Regions from separate parts of the Homo sapiens genome. Here region 2 is linked to region 1. Evidence: read pairs that join two places in POLR2A ChIA-PET (ENCODE). Cell type or tissue: OCI-LY7. All regions are shown on one strand. Each heading gives the region's core, and the rest is flanking DNA. Links, peaks and the distances in the headings are about the cores only.

Evidence for each region. ChIA-PET counts read pairs that join two places held together with the same protein. Peaks named below come from ENCODE experiments on the same cell type or tissue, not always from the same donor. Only the 100,000 strongest peaks of a DNase experiment are listed, where the experiment ranks them.
Region 2: POLR2A ChIA-PET joins it to region 1 with 5 read pairs; 1 of 35 experiments calls an interaction of 5 or more read pairs at or near these places.

Annotation. Positions count from the first base shown.
Region 1 is chr19:34,274,134-34,283,720 of GRCh38, forward strand. All of the region lies in intron 1 of GARRE1 (granule associated Rac and RHOG effector 1), which reads left to right. Among named protein-coding and RNA genes, the nearest start is that of GARRE1, 24 kb to the left of the region's middle. In OCI-LY7, for the core only: a CTCF peak has its summit at 1,797; a DNase peak (open chromatin) is centred at 2,738; H3K4me3 peaks cover 1,233 bases; H3K27ac peaks cover 1,429 bases.
Region 2 is chr19:35,327,834-35,337,420 of GRCh38, forward strand. It overlaps CD22 (CD22 molecule), which reads left to right and starts at 1,354. Exons shown (of 14, transcript NM_001771.4): 1 at 1,354-1,397; 2 at 4,186-4,241; 3 at 4,714-5,091; 4 at 8,203-8,508. The coding sequence starts at 4,208. RefSeq lists enhancers at 1,931-1,980, 2,051-2,100, 3,231-3,280, 9,480-9,587 and a silencer at 5,472-5,681. In OCI-LY7, for the core only: a CTCF peak has its summit at 5,255; DNase peaks (open chromatin) are centred at 1,298, 2,858, 3,908, 5,188 and 1 weaker place; H3K4me3 peaks cover 6,508 bases; H3K27ac peaks cover 6,358 bases.

The DNA of each region.
Region 1 (9,587 bases), core at 652-8,651:
GGTGGCTCATACCTGTAATCCCAGCATTTTGGGAGGCCGCGGCGGGTGGATCACCTGAGGTTGGGAGTTCGAGATCAGCCTGACCAATATGGAGAAACCCCGTCTGTACTAAAAATACAAAATTAGCCGGGTGTTGTGGTGTATGCCTGTAATCCCAGCTACTCAGGAGGCTGAGGCAGGAGAATCGCTTGAACCCAGGAGGCGGAGGTTGCAGTGAGCTTAGATCGCACCATTGCACTCCAGTCTGGGCAACTAGAGCGAAACTCCGTCTCAAGAAGGCAGGAAGGATAAGACTGTGATTAATTGGATGTGAAGGAGAGTGAAGAGTAGAGGATAACTCCCAGGTTTCTGCCTTGTTCAAGTAGGCAGATGGTGATGTCATTTGCCAAGACTGGGAAGGCATATTGAAAGACTTGGAAGATTTGGTTTTGGACTTTTGATTTTGGGACCTGTCCACTAGGCAGTTGAATATTTGGGTTCTGGAGCACAGGACAAAGATCTGGGCTAGAGGGATGGATTTGGGAATCTTCCCAGAAGGAATATGTTGCTCTTAGAAACAGAGAGGGCATAGCACTTAAGGTCTATCAGAGGAGGAGTAGCTCAAAGGGGCAACTAAGAATGGCCAGAGAGGTATGAGGAGAGCCAGCACTAAGCGTCTTTTCGTGTTAGCAGCTTACAGAGTTGCTTCACTTTGTAATGTGGTAACAGATAGAGGGAGCTAAAAAAGTAGAGTTCTAAGGAACGTCCGAGCAAAGCACTGAATTTTCCAGGCATTTTCTCTTGCCTGGATAGATATTTTAAATTTATGAATGTTGAGAATAAAATTCTTCAAAGCATTTTTCTAGAGTGCATTTCTAAATACGGTTTGAGTCAGTCTGAACTGACTAAAAACATGGAAATGGTTGGGCTTTGAACTTCATAGACAATAACTTCACTAATCTGCCTAAAGAATTTCCTGTAGTGTCTCCACATTATCAAGGGTAGATATTTGGATTTGCATTTTTGTGGATTGGAGAGGACAGAACATTTTCTGTGTTTTTTTTTTTTTCCTCAGAAGAGGGAATTGTTTAGGAATGATTCATCTTTATATTTTTTGTAACAGCTTTATTGAAATATAATTCACATACCATACAGTTTATCCATTTAAAGTATATAAATTGGTGGTTTTTAGTATGTTCATAGTTATGCAACCATCATCAATTTTAGAATATTTTCATCACTCTGCAAATAAACCATATACCCATTAGCAGTCATCCCTTATTTCCCCCATTCCACACCCCCACCCCCAGCCTTAGGCAACCATTAATTGACTTTTTGTTTCAATGGATTTACGTAATTGGTACAGTTCATATTAAGGGAACTTTGGGTCTGGTTTCTTTCACTTAGCATAATGTTTTCAAGGTTCATCCATGTATCAGTACTTTATTCCTTTTCATGGCTGAATAATATTCCATTGTACAGTTATACTACATTTTGTTTGTCCATTTGTCAATTGATAGACATTTGAGTTGTTTCCAGTTTTTGGTATTATGATAATACTGCTCCAAACGTTCATCTGCATGTTGGTTTGTAGACATGTTTTTCATTTCTCTTGGATATATATACCTAGGAGTAAAATTTCTTGGTTGTGTGGTAATTTTATGTTTAACCATTTGAGGAACTGCCACTGTGTTTTCCAACATGTCTGTACCATTTTGTATTACCCTGAGCAGTATATGAGGATTCCAAATTCTCTAACATTTTGTCAACACTTGTTATTGTCTGTTTGATTATAGTAATCCTAGTGGTTGCGAAGAGGTATCTCATTGTGATTTTGATTTGCATTTCCCTGATAGTTAGTGATGTTGACTGTCTTTTCATATGCTTATTGGCATATCATCTTTGGAGGGTTCATCTATATTTGTGTTTTGTTTGTTTTTTTTTCTTTAGAGATGGAGTCTTGCTCTGTCTTCCAGACTGGTGTGCAGTGGTGCCATCTTGGCTCACTGCAGCCTATGTTTCCTAGGTTCAAGCAGTTCTCCTGCCTCAGCTTCCTGAGTAGCTGGGATTACAGGTGTGCGCCACCACGCCCAGCTAATTTTTTATTTTTGGTAGAGATGGGGTTTCGCCATGTTGACCAGGCTGGTCTCATGCTCCTGACCTCAGGTGATCTGCCTGCCTCGGCCTCCCAAAGTGCTGGGATTACAGGGGTGAGCACCTGTGCCCAGCCCATCCATATTTGATCATCAGTTTTGGCAAGGTAAATTAAGTTGCAAAACCTGAAACTTTAAAGGAACAAACATAACACATTTGATTGTAGAAATGAGGGAAAAAGAGTGTGTGTGGGTATGTGTGTTTATGTACATATGTGTATATGTACAGTGGAAGATGCCATAAACAGATTTGTAAAAGTTAAAGGACAGGCTCCCCAGAGAAATAGCCAGTGTGCTCCATCCACATCAAGCCTGAGTGTGAGAGAGTTCTGGATAATCCTGTTACCTGGCTGTGACTTTGGAAGTGGAGACCATGATCTCTGCCTTCTCCCTCATATCATCTGTCTTAAGGTCACAGATACCGCAGCCACTGCCAGGTTTCCACAAGCCAGTCACCTTTCAGGTGGAGAAGTAGCTTGCTATAGCAGCCAGTTTCTCGAGTTTGCGCGACAGTGCCACTGGAACAATGGCTCATTCATGTCAGATTTCCAGAGAGTTGGGCAGCACACTTGTGAGAATCCAGCTGTGAACAAGCCATTGCTGTCTTTAGGAGCTTATGTGCCAGGTGGTAAAGTGTACATATGCAAATAAAATGGTAAGATGATTGCAAGTTGTCATGAAGATAAGACAGCATTGTAGGGGTGAGGTGACCCTAGATTAGACAGGTTGGCTGCAGAAGGCTTCTCTGAGGGTGTAACACTTGTTTTGAGAGCTAAAGGATGAACGGGAGGAGCATCATGAGTAGGAGGGAGGCAGGAGCTTTCTGGATAGAGGCAGCAGCGTGTGTAAAGAGCTTGGGGCACTAGAAGAACTGGAAGATAAATGGTGTGACTGCAGAATGATGAGTGAGACTCAGGAGGCACGACATGAGGCTGGAGAGGTGGGCAGGGCTGTGCAGGTCTCAGTAAGGAGTTTGATTTTATTCAAAGTGCCAGGGACCATTGGATATAAATTCTTCATAAACTGCATGCAGAAGAGAGATTAAAAGGTTGGCAGAAAGGAATAAAAATGAAACTGGAGGACCAAGCTGGTAAAAATTGCCCCCAAGGGTCTATCAGAATCCTAACTCACTTAGACCAATAAGATCAGTGGTTACTTATGAACAATACGTTTGAAAAGACCTATGAAAAAACACGTGAAATTTGGAGTTTCTCTGTCTCTCATGTTTCCTGTAAGTAATTCGCTAGATATAGAGACTCGATTAGATTTTGATTCAGTATTTTAGGCAAAAATATTTTTTGGGTGGTACTGTGTACTTCCTATTTTGTCACAATGATAGGCATATAATTATATGTTTAGTTCCCCACTTTAATGATGCTAAAATTAATTAGTGAGTTCAGGTGTTATGCCTGATTCCTTCATCATAAACTTCTCCATCAAGTTTCACCAAATCATTTTAACAGTGATTAATAATCATTGGCTAGATACACTATTTCATTAGAGTTGCAAAATAATAGTTTTCCTAGCATTTCTTCTTTATTTATTGGCTAATTTTCTTTGATTAAGCACTTTCCTAAATGGAGTATTCAAAAAAAAACTATATAAACAGGAAAAGCAGGATAAATGCTTGATTTCACCCCCCCCCCCCACCCCCAGCAGTTTTCAGAACAATAGCTTGGTGCCTTAACACCTCCACAGAGAGATGACCAATGGAATTTTTCTTAATATCATTATTGACTCACTTTTTTTATTGTGGTAGAATATGCATAACACAAAATTTACAGTTTTAACCATTTTTATTATACATTTCAGTGGCATAAGTACATTAACAATGTTGTGCAGCCATCACCACCATCCATCTCCAGAACTTTTTCAACATCCCAAACTGAAAGTCTTGGCCAGGCATGGTGGCTCATGCCTGTAAACCCAGCACTTTGGGAGGCTGAAGCGGGTGGATCACCTGAGGTCAGAAGTTTGAGACCAGCCTGGCCAACATGGTGAAACCCTGTCTCTGCTAAAAATACAAAAATTAGCCAGATGTGGTGGCATAAGCCTGCAGTCCCAGCTACTTGGGAGGCTGAGGCACGAGAATTGCTTGAACCCAGGAGGCAGAGGTTACAGTAAACCGAAATTGTGCCACTAGTACTCCAGCCTGGGTGACAGAGCAAGACTCCATCTCAAAAAAAAAAAAAAAAAAAAAAAGTCTTGCCTATTAAACAGTAACTCCCCATTTTCCCCTTCTCTCAGCTCCTGGGCACAACCTCTCTTCTACTTTTTGTCCCTAAAAATTTGACTATTTTAGGCACCCCATATATATGGAATCACACAGTATTTGTCCTTTAGTGTCTGGCATCTTAGCAGAGTATCTCCAAGGTTCATCCATGTTGGAGCATGTTATTAGAATTTCCTTCATTAATTTTTTTTTTTTATTGACAGGGTCTCTGTCACCCAGGCTGGAGTGCAGTGGTGCAGTCAAGCTTACTGCAGCCTCAGATGCCTGGGTTCAAGTGATCCTCATGCCTCAGCCTCCCAAGTAGCTGGAACTACAAGTGTGCACCATAATGCCAAGCTAATTTTTAAATTTTTTGTAGAGACAGGGTCTCGCCATGTTGCCCAGGCTAGTCTCAAACTGGCCTCAAGCGATCTTCCTACCTCAGCCTCCCAAAGTGCTAGGATTACAGGCATGAGCCACTGCTTCCAGCCTTTCTTCCTTTTTAATACTAAATAATAGTCCATTGTATGGATATACCACATTTGTTTATCTATTCATCTTCCATGGACATTTGAATTGTTTCCACCTTTTGACTATTATGAATAATGCTTCGGTGAACATGGGTGAAGAAATACCTGCTCACGTCCTTGCTTTCAGTTCTTTTGGGTAGATGCACAGAAGTGGATTTCCTGAATCACATGGTAATTCTATGTTTAATTTTTTAAGGAAGCACCATACTGTTTTCCACAGTGGCTGCACTATTTTATATTCCCACTAGCAATACACAAGGCTTCCAATTTCTCCATGTCCTTGCCAGCACTTTTTGTTTTGTTTTGTTTTTGAGACAGTGTCTCGCTCTCCGTCCCAGGCTGGAGTTCAGTGGCCCATTGCGATCTCGGCTCACTGCAACCTGTGCTTCCCGGGCTCAGGTGATCCTCCCACCTCAGCCTCCCAAGTAGCTGGGACCACGCCTGGCTATTTTTTTTTTTATTTTTAGTAGAGACGAGGTTTCTCCATGTTGCCCAGGCTGGCAGTGGCCAGCACTTATTTTCTGTGTTTTGTTTATTTTAATATTAGCCATCCTAATAGGGTATGAAGTGGTATCTCACTGTGGTTTTGATTTGCATTTTCCAAGTTATATTATTCCCTAGTTGTACTGTCTGTTCTTGCCTTACTGTAAAGAAATACTTGAGACTGGGTAATTTATAAACAAAAGTGGTTTAATTGGCCGGGCGCGGTGGCTCACGCCTGTAATCCCAGCACTTTGGGAGGCCGAGGCGGGCGGATCACGAGGTCAGGAGATTGAGACCATCCCGGCTAAAACGGTGAAACCCCGTCTCTACTAAAAATACAAAAAATTAGCCGGGCGTAGTGGCGGGCGCCTGTAGTCCCAGCTACTTGGGAGGCTGAGGCAGGAGAATGGCGTGAACCCGGGAGGCGGAGCTTGCAGTGAGCCGAGATCCCGCCACTGCACTCCAGCCTGGGCGACAGAGCGAGACTCCGTCTCAAAAAAAAAAAAAAAAAAAAAAAGTGGTTTAATTGGCTGTACAGGAAGTATGGCAGCATCTGCTCCTGGGGAGGCCTTAGGGAGCTTTTATTGGTGGCAGAAGGCAAAGCGGAGCAGGCATCTTAAATGGCAGGAGCCAGGACCGAGAGAGAGAAGGGAGGTGCTGCCCACTTTTAAACAACCAGGTCTCATGAGAACCCACTCACTATTGAGTACAAAGGGGAAAATCCACCACATGATCCAGTCACCTCCTCCCAGGCTCCACCTCCAACATTGGGAATTACTATTCAACATGAGATTTGTGTGGGGACACAGATTTAAGCTATATCACTAGTGATTAGTGATGTTGAGCATCTTTTCATGTGCTTATTAGCTGTTCGCATATTTCTTGGGGCAAAAGTCTATTCAAGTCCTTTGCCCATTTAAAAATTGGATTTTTGTGTTTGAGTTGTAGGAGTTCTTTATATATTCTGGATATTAATTCCTTTTCCCATATGTGATTTATAAATATTTTCATCTATGGATTGCTTTTTGCTTGTAATGTCCTTTGATGCCTAAAAGTTTTGATTTTGAAGTCCAGTTTATCTGTTTTTTGTTGCCTGTGCTTTTCGTGTCCTATCCAAGAAATTATTGCTAAGTCTGAACTCAGTAATTTTTATATATTTAATGATTTTCACCCCTAAATGGTTATTCTTTTTGATGCTTAAGTTGTCCCATTATTGATCGTTAATGGCACTTATTTTTCGGGTTTTCTAGGTGCTTTTGACATGAGCCTAGTAGTGTTATATGAGTTCCCTGCTTTCTGGCTTTACAAGAAGTCCGGGGCTTATCGGAAAAATTTCTGATCCCAGATCCAGAATCAGCCATTTCTTTAACTAGTTCTGATTCTTTTTGGTGGGAAATGGTATTAAGGGCATTCATTACAATTAAGATGTAAATTCCAGTAGGTTTTTTTTTTTTTTTAGTAGAACTAGGAAATACATACTTTTTGGAAAGAAAAAGATACACCATGATTTCAGACTGATTTACTTCCAATTCAAATGAAGGATTAAAGGATTTTTATATCTTTGATTTTATATTTGTCTTTTCTCATTTGTTGACAGTAACACCAGAGGGGTCCAGTCAAAACACGATTTTATTGATTGACCGATTGATGGAGACCACCTCACTCTGTCGCCCAGGCTGGAGTATAGTGGCGCCATGTTGGCTCACTGCAGCCTCCACCACCTGGGCTCAAGTGATCCTTCCACCTCAGCCTCATCAGTAGCTGGGACTACAGGGATGCACTACCATGTCTGGATAATTTTGTTTGTTTGTTTGTTTTGAGATGGAGTCTCACTCTGTCACCCAGGCTGGAGTGCAGTGGTGTGATCTCAGCTCACTGCAACCTCTGCCTCCCGGGTTCAAGTGATTTTCCTGCCTCAGCCTCCCTGGTAGCTGGGACTACAGACGCCTGCCACTATGCCTGGCTAATTTTTGTATTTTTAGTAGAGACGTGGTTTCACCATATTGGCCAGGCTGGTCTCAAACCCCTGACCTTGTGATCTGCCTGCCTCTGCCTCCCAAAGTGCTAGGATTACAGTCATGAGCCACTGCACCTGGCCAATTTTGTTTGTGTGTTATAGAGATGGGGTCTCACTGTGTTGCCCAGGCTGGTCTTGAACTCTAAAGCATTCCTCCTGCTTTGGCCTCCCAAAGTGATGGGATTACAGATGTGAAGCACTACACCTGGCCGAAACACAATTTTAAACTTGAAATAATTCTTCTCTGTGTGGCTGTGCCACTAATTTGGTAAATAATATAGATTCATTTGTCTTTTGTTTCATTTTTAGGGATATTTTTCTTTTTTATATTTGCTTTTTGCTTATATATTTACGTAGTTCTAAAGATAAAACCATAAGTAAGATAGATTGAAAGAAGTCTGGCTTTCCTCCTTGTCTTTGTTCTTCTCTATACGTTGTAGGTAAACATCTTTGTTGGTTTTTGGTTTATTCTCCCATGGCTTATTTTAAAAGCTACAAGCGTGTGTGTCTGTGTGTTTCTGTATTCCCTATACCTTACTTCATTCCCATTTTATTTCTTCTCGTTTTTATCTTGGCAATCATATTTCTTATTTCCAAGAATTCATTGTTGATTTCTACTTCCTTTATGATTTGTTTGCTTTTGGTTTTTTTTTCTCCCCCCGAGATGGAGTCTTGCTCTGTTGCCTAGAGCTGGAATGCAATAGTGCGATCTCGGCTCACTGCAACCTCCGCCTCCTGGGTTCAAGCAATTCTCCTGCCTTGGCCTCCTGAGTAGCTGGGATTACAGGCGCACGCCACCACACCAGGCTAATTTTTGTATTTTTAGTAGAGACGGGGTTTCACCATGCTGGCCAGGCTGGTCTTGAACTCCTGACCTTGTGATCTGCCTGCCTTGGCCTCCCAAAGTGCTCGGATTACAGGCGTGAGCCACCGTGCCCAGCCCTGCTTTTAAGGATGCACTATCTTTCCAACACTGTCTGAGGAATACCAGTCAGAATTTCTTTTCAGGTGTTTTTTCTGGGACCTAAAATATGTATTTCTTCTGAGGTCTGATCACCTTTTCATCTTAGTTGTCCTTTTTTGTCCTTTTGGTTTTCCTTCACTGTCTGGTGATCCTTATCAATGAAGAACTGGGTTGTTCATATAGGTAATTTGCAGGAGGTCCCTCTGTTTTTCAATAGTCCTCTTGCCTTAGTGAGAGTTGGCTGATTGAGGAATGGGAAGTACAGATGAAATCAGGTTGATTAACTGGTTTCCCACTCCTGATTTCTCTACCTGCTGATTCAAAGCTGGGCATTTATCCAGCTCCTCCAGGAAAAAGGGCTCTGCCTCTCTGTTCTCTTTTGGCCCTGCATGTTGTAAAAAGTGGCCAGCTTTGCTCTGGTCTGTCTTGTAATATAGTTTCCTCTGCTTTCTCTCCATCCTCTAGAAGATGGCCTGCAGTTAAATAGACTGTGGCCCTCAGACCTTCTCATTACTGTTTTGCTGAGATTCCCTTGTGAATGTCTTTATTGTTATGTCACTGGGATTTGGGGAGGATGGAGAGGTAAGTGCACTTGCCTGTTTAGCCTGTCGTTTTGAAATGAAACTCCTTTTGTCATCCCATTTCTGACAGTAGGACTGCTTGCCACTCTCTTTTCTCTGTTGGTTTAAGGACTGAAGTGGATCTAAAATTATTCTCTGTATTCACAAATCATAGCTATCAATCTTTAGTCAGATGGGAAAACTTAATTAATTAATTCAGGGACTAAATTTCTCTTTATAGCTGCATAGTCCATGTAAGTAGAAGTTAGTTATCAATGAAGTGTGTGATGCTTCCTGCCCTGCGATTGGTAGATTTCTATTTGGTTCAAGGATTGGGTAACTTTTCAAGACCTTTCCTGTTTGTCAGTGACTTTTTTCCAGAGAAGCAGAAATAACAAGGCCTGCTTCCTTTGCTTGCTTTGTGGGAATGATAATATCATCATCATCAAACATTTAGTGCTTAATATGTGCCAGACATCATTCTAAGTGCTTTATATGTATAAACCCATTTAACTCAATAACAGTGGTTACTATTATCCTTATTTTATAGATGATGAGACAGGCAGAGAGAGGTTAAGGAACTTGCTCAAGGTCAAGCTGATCCTGACAGCCAAGATCTCACCCTATTAGTCAGACGCCCAGGGCCATTCTCTTCTTCACTTCAATCGTCTTATCTTTCTAAAGGGAAG
Region 2 (9,587 bases), core at 594-8,593, 1.1 Mb after region 1:
CTCTCTCTGTTTCCCTCCCTATGGCCAGCTGCCCATAGAGGGCAGTGGTGCTGGAGTGAAGACCTCTCAGCGCATCCCTCTTCATCTGTAGGATGTGCATGGCTTCCAATGCTGTCTGTTCTGCTCCTGAGACACTCGCTGGCTACAGGATTATAAAGGTGATGAGGTTTCAGCCTAAAGACTCTCCATTCAATAACACTTCCTACAAGATATCTTTTTTGTTTTTTTGAGACAGGATCTGGCTCTGTCACCCAGGCTGGAGTGCCACAGCGCGATCTGCTCACTGCAACCTCAGCCTCTCGGGCTTAAGTGATTCTCCTGCCTTAGCCTCCTGAGTAGCTGGGACCACAGGCGCCCGCCACCACACCCAGCTAATTTTTGGATTTTTTTTTTTTTTTTTTTTAGTAGAGATGGGGTTTTACCATGTTGCCCAAGCTGGTCTTGAACTCCTGAGCTCAGGCAATCCACCCGCCTTGGCCACCCAAAGCGCTAGGATTACAGGCATGAGCCACCATGCCCAGTCCTACAAGATATCTTTTCTTTTTCTTTCTTTCTTTCTTTCTTTCTTTTTTTTTTTTTGAGACAGAGTCTCACTCTGTCACCCAGGCTGGACTGCAGTGGTGTGATCTCTTCTCACTGCAGCCTCCGCCTCCTGGGCTCAAGTGATTCTCCTGCCTCAGCCCCCTGAGTAGCTGGGACTACAGGCGCCTGCCAAAACACTTAGCTAATTTTTTGTATTTTTAGTAGAGACGGAATTTCACCATGTTCGCCAGGCTGGTCTCGAATTCCTGACCTCAAGTGATCCACCCGCCTCAGCCTCCCAAAGTGTTGGGATTCCAGGCATGAGCCACCGCACCCGGCCGAGATATCTTTTTCCTCCTCAATATCTATGTGCTCCTCCCTCAACCCTTGGGGGCTTCAGTGTAGGTGGTCAGATTCCCCACCATTTATGCCTATGATGAAAAGAGTGGAAATGGTAATAACTGGATGGTGTCACTAAACTACAAATACTTTCAGGTAGGCCTGTGCCTTTTTCAGCGGGCTGCAGTTCTCCTGCTTGGCTTGAGTCATTCGCATTTCCTGAGAGCTGGGTAGAGGGGGAGTTGTGGAGGAGCCCATTCTGAAACTGATCTGATATTGCAAACCCATACACGGAAAGGAAGAACTGCCCATACGTATTCGAGTCTTCCAATCTGACTCCGAGCCCGCATCCCCCTCAATCGTCTCTTTTCCCCACTCCCCAGATCACGGTGCTGCTTGGTCCCCCTCAGAGCCATAGAGAAGCAGGGGGTGTGGCCATGGAGGGGAAACCTCTGTCACCAGAGACTTTACTGTACTTCTCCTTTTGCTCTCAGATGCTGCCAGGGTCCCTGAAGAGGGAAGACACGCGGAAACAGGTAAAAATCATTTTGCTTTTATTTTGCATTCAACAAGCAAGTTATTACGGAACAGCAGTTATGGGCCAGGCATACCTCCCAGAGCTGGGAACACAGTGGGGACCTCCCTGGCTCTCTCTTACCGGTGTTACAACAGGTTGTAGACAGACCCCTGTCTTGAGCATCCTCCTTGCCAGGCCTGCTGAGTCTTCTGAGAGTAGGGTAGGTTATTGGATGCCCAGGAGGGAAGAAGGAGCCAGGGAGGTCAGCCCCAAGGTTCTGCAAGGCCCTCAACAGGCCTGGACTGAGGAGGTCTGGACAGCATGGCCCTGTCCTGAGCCTCTGTGCATAATAACTGCTGTCCCTAACCTCCACCCCACCCTCAGCCTTCCAATTCCCGGGCCTGGGGCCCTACTCCTGTGCTCCAGAGACTCCTGGAGCTCCTTGAGGCAGCACACAGTCCTGCTCTGGAGGCGCCCATCTCCCACTCATGCTGGGATGCTCCAGCCCGTCCCAGAGCAGGTTGTGGCTGGAGGGTGCTGGCAGAGGAGGGACAATGGCCCGGCTCCTGGAGGCAAGTGTTGGCTGCAGGGAACGGAGTCTAGTCCTTGCCACAGCCCTTGTTACCCCTTAGGTAACCTTAAGGGGATTTCAAAGAACTCTGGCTCTGCAACCCTGCTAAGTTTTTTATGGAACATGTAAAATAGATCCCATGGCCAAAGAAGTATGGACAATGTATTATACTATACTCTAATCCCCATGTCTAGAGATTAATGGTGTAGATAGAGTTTACTGAAAGGTTTTTAAAGTCCTGCAGTAAAGAATCTTACTTAAGCCAGGTGCGGTGGCTCACGCCTGTCATCTCAGCACTTTGGGAGGCCAAGTTGGGGGGATCACCTGAGGTCAGGAGTTTGAAACCAGCCTGGCCAACATGGTGAAACCCCATCTCTACTAAAACAAACAAACAAACAAACAAATCAGACGGGTGTGGTGGCACATGCCTATAGTCCCAGCTACTCAGGAGGCTGAGGCAGGAGAATCACTTGAACCCTGGAGGCAGAGGATGCAGTGAACTGAGATCACACCACTGCACTTCAGCCTGGGCGACAGAAGAATGAGACTCTGTCTCAAAAGAAAAAAAAAGAATCTTACTTAACTCTTTTACCCTGCCTTTCTCAAGTGTATGTGACCTTGAAGATGTTTTTTGCATGTGACATGATGAGTACCTGCGGGGCTGATGTCAGCTCTGCCTGGGGAATCTGCCTCAGCTTCAGACCCTGCACCCCAAATTCATGCTTAGCCCAGGCCAGACCCCCTTCCTGCTGTCGGCAAGCAGCTTAGCTTTCCGCACACCCATGAACAGATACCCAGCAGCCTTTGGCATGAGCCATGTGGCCCGAGGAGATAAACAGACAGAGAGAGGAACATTGATGCGTGTGAAATGTTGGCAGGTGAGTGGGAGGGGCTTGGGTTGGTGCTGAGACCGGAGACACACTCTGCTGTCACATCCTTCAGGGTCCCCGGGGGCCAGCACGGAGGGCCATGATCATGTAAATTGGGACTTAAATTTAACTCTATGTAAATATAACTCTATGCAGAGGTCAGGGATGGTAGAGGACAAGCTCACTGCAGAGAAAGAAAGAAAGATGGGCAACAGTTGCAGAACCTAACCCACAGATAGGTTTTGTTTGACCAGCTCTGTACATTTTTAGTTTATTTTTTATCTTTTTGAGACAGGGTCTTGCCCTGTCGCCCAGGCTGGAGTGCAGTTGCATGATCTCGGCTCATTCCAACTTCTACTTCCCGGGTTCAAGCAATTCTCCTGCCTCAGCCTCATGAGTATCTGGGATTACAGGTGTACGCCACCACGCCTGGCTAATTTTTTGCATTTTGAGTAAAGATGGGGTTTTGCCATGTTGGCCAGGCTGGTCTTGAACTCCTGACCTCAAGTGATCTGCCTGCCTTGGCATCCCAAAGTATTGGGATTACAGGTGTGAGCCACTGCGCCTGGCTCACCCATACTTTGTTACTGGTTTTAGAATTCCTTTTTACCTGGTCTTTCAAACCAAGTTTTGACCATGTCTGTCCCTGAGTATAATCCTTGATGAGTAGCACCAGAGAGAGCTCCACGTTACCCGGGGCCTGGCATTCAAAGCACTCAGTGGTCTGGTGCCACTCAAAGCCTGTGAGCCAGGCAGGAAGTTTATAAAATTAGAGATGGATGAATGGATGGATGGGAAAAAGCAAGCAAGGGAGGAAGGAAGGAAGAAAGGAAGGAGTTCTGGGAAGAGAGAGAGGCTGCCCCCGCAGGGCTCTCAGTTTGAAGGAGAGGTGCAGCACACTCAGAAAAAACTCCCGGCCAGGAGTGGTGGCTCACACCTGTAGTGCCAGCACTTTGGGAGGCCAAGGCTGGCAGATCACCTGAGATCAGGAGTTCAAGACCAGCCAGGCCAACATGGTGAAACCCCATCTCTACTGAAAATACAAAAATCAGCCAGGCGTGGTGGCACCTGCCTTTACCCAGCTACTTGGGGGGCTGAGGCCAGAGAAACGCTTGAGCCTGGGAAGCAGAGGTTGCAGTGAGCGGAGATCACACCACTGCACTCTAGCCTGGGAGACAGAGCAAGACTCTGTCTCAAAAAAAAAGAAAGAACTCCGTGAGCATCCCAAATGCCACATCCCCATAATGCAACCAGACCCGGTCCTCCCGGATCCAGGGGAAGGGTCGGAGCTCAGTGGGTGAGCAAGAAAAGCCACGTGGAAGAAGTAAGCGGCCAGATGGCTCAAAGACAAACTCTCCCCTGCTCAGGCTTGCACCCAGACACGACACCATGCATCTCCTCGGCCCCTGGCTCCTGCTCCTGGGTAAGGACTGTGGCCTGGGCTAGTACTGGGGTTCTGGGATGTCAGTGGGCACTGGAGGAGGAGGAAAGACCCAGGCAGAGAGGCGTCAACATAGGGTAGGGTGGGGGCAGCGGTGTGTATAGATAAATGTACATACAAATATATATGTTTCCCATATATACATACACTTCTCTCATTGCATCCTGCTGTCTTTGTGTATCTCTGTATTTCTCCCACTATCTTCAGAGGGAATTCTTTAGTCTTTAGAAAGCTCTCTGCTGGGTGCAGTGGCTCATGCCTGAAATCTCAGCACTTTGTGAGGCTGAGGTGGGAGGATCACTTGAGGTCAGGAGTTCAAGGCCAGCTTGGACAACATAGCAAGACCCCTATCTCTAAAAAGAATAAAAAATTAAACAAATTTTAAAATAAAAAATAACTTTTAAAAGAAGGCTCTCATGCCCCCTTAGTAATGCTTTCTGATCACTGTGGTGAGTTCTAGAATACTTGGCTTTCTCTGACTCAAGTAAATGGGTTTTTGAGCACCCTGAAACCCTCTACGCCTGGGAGGGGGCCTGCGTCTGGATCCCCTGCACCTACAGAGCCCTAGATGGTGACCTGGAAAGCTTCATCCTGTTCCACAATCCTGAGTATAACAAGAACACCTCGAAGTTTGATGGGACAAGACTCTATGAAAGCACAAAGGATGGGAAGGTTCCTTCTGAGCAGAAAAGGGTGCAATTCCTGGGAGACAAGAATAAGAACTGCACACTGAGTATCCACCCGGTGCACCTCAATGACAGTGGTCAGCTGGGGCTGAGGATGGAGTCCAAGACTGAGAAATGGATGGAACGAATACACCTCAATGTCTCTGGTAAGGCCTTCGGGGAGCGGGTCCTCTGCTCTGGGCAGGGGTGAGTGGGAGGCAGGAAATACCTGACTCCTGGCACAGAGCTCACAAACCGAGCTTCCTGCAGAGCTCAGGCAGGGGACGCCAGCGGATGACGATGGCGATGCAGCAGCACTAGACAGAGCTGCGGGACCTCGGATGTCCCATCTGACCCTCAGTTCCTGCCCCTCTGGGACCTGGATTCCAAAGTTATCGGATCTCCTGATCTTTCCCTCTTTCTTTCTCACCATGTATTTTTCAGCTTTTGTGACAAACTCGTGTTTGGCCTTAGTACTGGAACCATCCAAGCACCGCATTCCTTTAGTGGGGTGGGTCTGCATGTAACCAGCCTCAGCTCTCCCCCAGGCTGGACCGCCCCCTTCAGACATTGGGGTCTGAAGCTGCATCGCTCACCCCAAACTTAGGGCTGCTCAGAGCTCCCTATAGAGGAAACTGGGTGTGGAACGGAGTAACCACACTCCCTAGGGCAGAGGCCCCAGACCTGTGTTTGATGGGTCAAATCCACCCCTACATGTGCAGTGCCATAACTGAGCCTGTGTTATAAAAATCATAAAATGTTTGTTTTACTTTTTTTCCTCTTCTTTTCCCCTTCCCCTTCCTTTCCCTTTTTATGAGACAGGGTCTCGCACTGTCATCACCCAGGCTGGAGTGCAGTGGCGCGATCTCAGCTCACTGCAGCCTTGATCTCCCGGGTTCAAGCAATCCTCCCACCTCCAAAGTAGCTAGGATCACAGGTGCATGCCACCATGCCCAGCTAACTTTTTAATTTGTTGTAGAAATGGGTCTTGCTATGTTGCCAGGCTGGTCTTGAACTCCTGGCCTCAAGCAATCCTCCTGCTTCAACCTCTCAAAGCATTAGGATTACAGGCATGAGTCACCGCACCCGGCCTGATCTTCTGATTTTTCAAGAGACGATGGAAATCTAGATTTTCCAGTGAAATCTCCCAGCATGTTAATGTTCATGGCAAGTTCTCATGAGCTCTTCAAGGTCAGATGACACTGTTGTTGAACCCCAAAGGCCAGGTTTGAGCTCCCGATGCGTAGTCAGCCAAACACTGACACCTCAGTGCTTAGAAGCTGAGATAGGATTATTTAATTTAGCCAAAGCAAGGGGACAGAAGAGAGAAACTCTCAAATCTGACCTGACTTTGAGCGTTAGTGGGGGCTTTTATGAGTAAAGTAGGTGTGCAGGAGGTGACCTCCCGATCGTCAAAGCTGTTGTGCCCCTCGGCTCATCAAATTTCTGGATGTCATCAAGGAGGTCTGTGTGACCTAAGGATCATTGTTCTTTGAAAGAGAGACAAGTTCATTTATCTTGCAGGCAGCTGCCAGGGAGTCAGGATGTAAGTTAAACAATTATGAGTGAATTAATGGTTACCTGCTACTGAAATGACCAAATGTAACTAATCATGCATGGAGGAAGGAAAGGACAAAGAGAAAAGAAAAGAAGTAAAACGAACATCTTATAATTTTTATAACATAGGTTCAGTTATAGCACTGCACATGTAGGGGTGGCTTTGACCCATCAAACACAGGTGTGGGGGGCCCCTGCCACAGGGAGTGTGGTCACTCCGTTCCACACCGTTTCCCGGATGGGCAGTTCTGAGCAGCCTTAAATTTGGGGTGAGCAATGCAACTTCAGACCCCGCTGTCTGAAGGAGGTGGTCCAGCCTTGGGGAGAGCTGAGGCTGGGTGCACACAGACCCACTCCACTAAAGGAATGCGGTGCGTGGATGGCTGCAATACTGAAGGAAGCCATGAAAGTAACACAAGTTTGTCAAAGCTGAAAAGTCCGTGAACTAAACTGATAAAATTCACTTAGAGGTGGTGGGAATAGGCCGGGCACGGTGGCTCACGCCTGTAATCCCAGAACTTTGGGAGGCCGAGGCAGGCGGATCACAAGGTCAGGAGATCGAGACCATCCTGACTAACACAGTGAAACCCTGTCTCTACTAAAAATGCAAAAAGTTAGCCAGGCGTGGTGGCAGGCGCCTGTAGTCCCAGCTACTCAGGAGGCTGAGGCAGGAGAATGGCGTGAACCCGGAAGGTGGAGCTTGCAGTGAGCTGAGATCACGCCACTACACTCCAGTCCGGGCGACAGAGCGAGACTCTGTCTCAAAAAAAAAAAAAAAAAAAAAAGAGGTGGTGAGGTGGTGGGAATAGAACTTTGCAATCATTCAGAAAGCAGACATCCGGCAATGAGCATGAAAGAAAAGTAGATCACAGTTCCCAAGGAGGCTTAGTGTGGTCAAGGCCTTTCAGAGGGGATTTCGGGTGAGCAAAAGTGATTCAAAGTGGAGAAAAGCAGGACTGCGTTGGGTGCAGTGGTTCCCGCCTGTAACCCCAGCACTTTGGGAGGCTGAGATCGGAGGATCGTTTGAGCCCAGGAGTTTGAGACCAGCCTGGGTAACATGGCAAGACCCTGTCTCTACAAAATGTTTAAAAAACTAGCTAGGTGTGGTGGCACATGCCTGTAGTCCCAGTTACTCAGGGGGCTGAGGTGAGAGGATTGCTTGAGCCTAGGAGGTTGAGGCTACAGTGAGCTAGGATTGCGCCACTGCACTCCAGCCTGGGTGACAAAGCAAGACCCTGTCTCTAAAGAAAAAAAGAGGCCGGGTGTGGTGGCTTACACCTGTAATCCCAGCACTTTGGGAGGCCAAGGCGGGAGGATCACTTGAGGTCAGGAGTTCAAGACCAGCCTGGCCAACATGGCGAAACCCTGTCTCTACTAGAAATACAGAAAAATTAGCTGGGTGTGGTGGTGGGCACCTGTAATCCCAGCTACTCGGGAGGCTGAGGCAGGAGGATCACTTGAACTGGGGAGGTAGAGGTTACAGCGAGCCAAGATCGCGCCACTGCACTCCAGCCTGGGTGACAGAGGGAAACTCCATCTCAAAAAAACAACAACACAACAACAACAACAATAACAACAAAAAAACAAAGCAGGACTGGAGAGAGGTGGAATGAAGTGGCAAGGGGTTCCTGAGGGGTGATTTGGGACAGGACATCTAAAGCCAGGTGTACGCTCACGTCCTCAGTCCCCCAGGCTCCTGCACGGGCTCTGTTCTTTTGCAGAAAGGCCTTTTCCACCTCATATCCAGCTCCCTCCAGAAATTCAAGAGTCCCAGGAAGTCACTCTGACCTGCTTGCTGAATTTCTCCTGCTATGGGTATCCGATCCAATTGCAGTGGCTCCTAGAGGGGGTTCCAATGAGGCAGGCTGCTGTCACCTCGACCTCCTTGACCATCAAGTCTGTCTTCACCCGGAGCGAGCTCAAGTTCTCCCCACAGTGGAGTCACCATGGGAAGATTGTGACCTGCCAGCTTCAGGATGCAGATGGGAAGTTCCTCTCCAATGACACGGTGCAGCTGAACGTGAAGCGTGAGTCTCCCCGGCATGCCTGTGGGAAGGGCAAGGTCTGTGTCACCTTCTCCCCAGCCCCGCAGGGGGCATGCACCCAGGGCAGGGGGAAGCCTGCACAGACGGCGGCATCCTCCAGCCCTGGTCACGCCGCCTTGTCAGCCCTGGTGTTTCGGGAAAAAGATTTGCTCTAGCCTAACAGAATAAAATGGTCCATCCTCAAGCCATGACATGAATTGGGGATTATCTGGTTAGGTCTTTTTGTTCCCCTCTTGGTGGGGATTTTTTTCGCATCATTATCTTGTGCCTCATTCATTCAATAAATACGTATCATGAACCTACTAGGTACCAGGCCTTATTACGGCTGCCAATGGGGGGCATGGGGCGGTGGGCAGGGTGCAGCAGTGAGCAAAACTCTTGCCCCACGCGGAGCCAGCGCTGCAGTGAAAGAGACAGACAACAAATGGATTACCAAAGAAATACAGAGCATGAGCCAAGACATTAGAATCTGGAACAAAGCAATGTTAACAAAGAAATATACAACACTATTGTAGGTAGTGATATGTGTGTTAGGAAAAAAATAAGGCCGAGAGAGGGGAGTGATGGAGAGAGACCTCTCTAAGAAGGTGAGCACTTAGGCCGGGTGCGGTGGCTCACGCCTGTAATCCTAGCACTTTGGAAGGCCGAGGCGGGGGGATCACAAGGTCAGGAGATCGAGACCATCCTGGCTAACATGGTGAAACCCCATCTCTAGTAAAAATACAAAAAATTAGCCAGGCATGATGGCAGGCGCCTGTAGTCCCAGCTACTTGGGAGGCCAAGGCAGGAGAATGACATGAACCCAGGAGGCGGAGCTTGCAGTGAGCTGAGATCGCACCACTGCACTCCAACCTGGGTGACGAGTGAGACTCCATCTCAAAAAAAGAAAAAAAAAGAAGGTGAGCACTTAAGCTGACTGGAACGGAGGGAGTGGCTGAGGCCGGCACATATTTGGGAGAGGAGGATTTCAGGGAAAGAGAAGGGCAGGTTCAAAGCTTTGAGGCAGCAGCTGGGTGGGAGGACCTCAGAGGCTGAAGTTCACCGCCTCTGAGGGCCACATG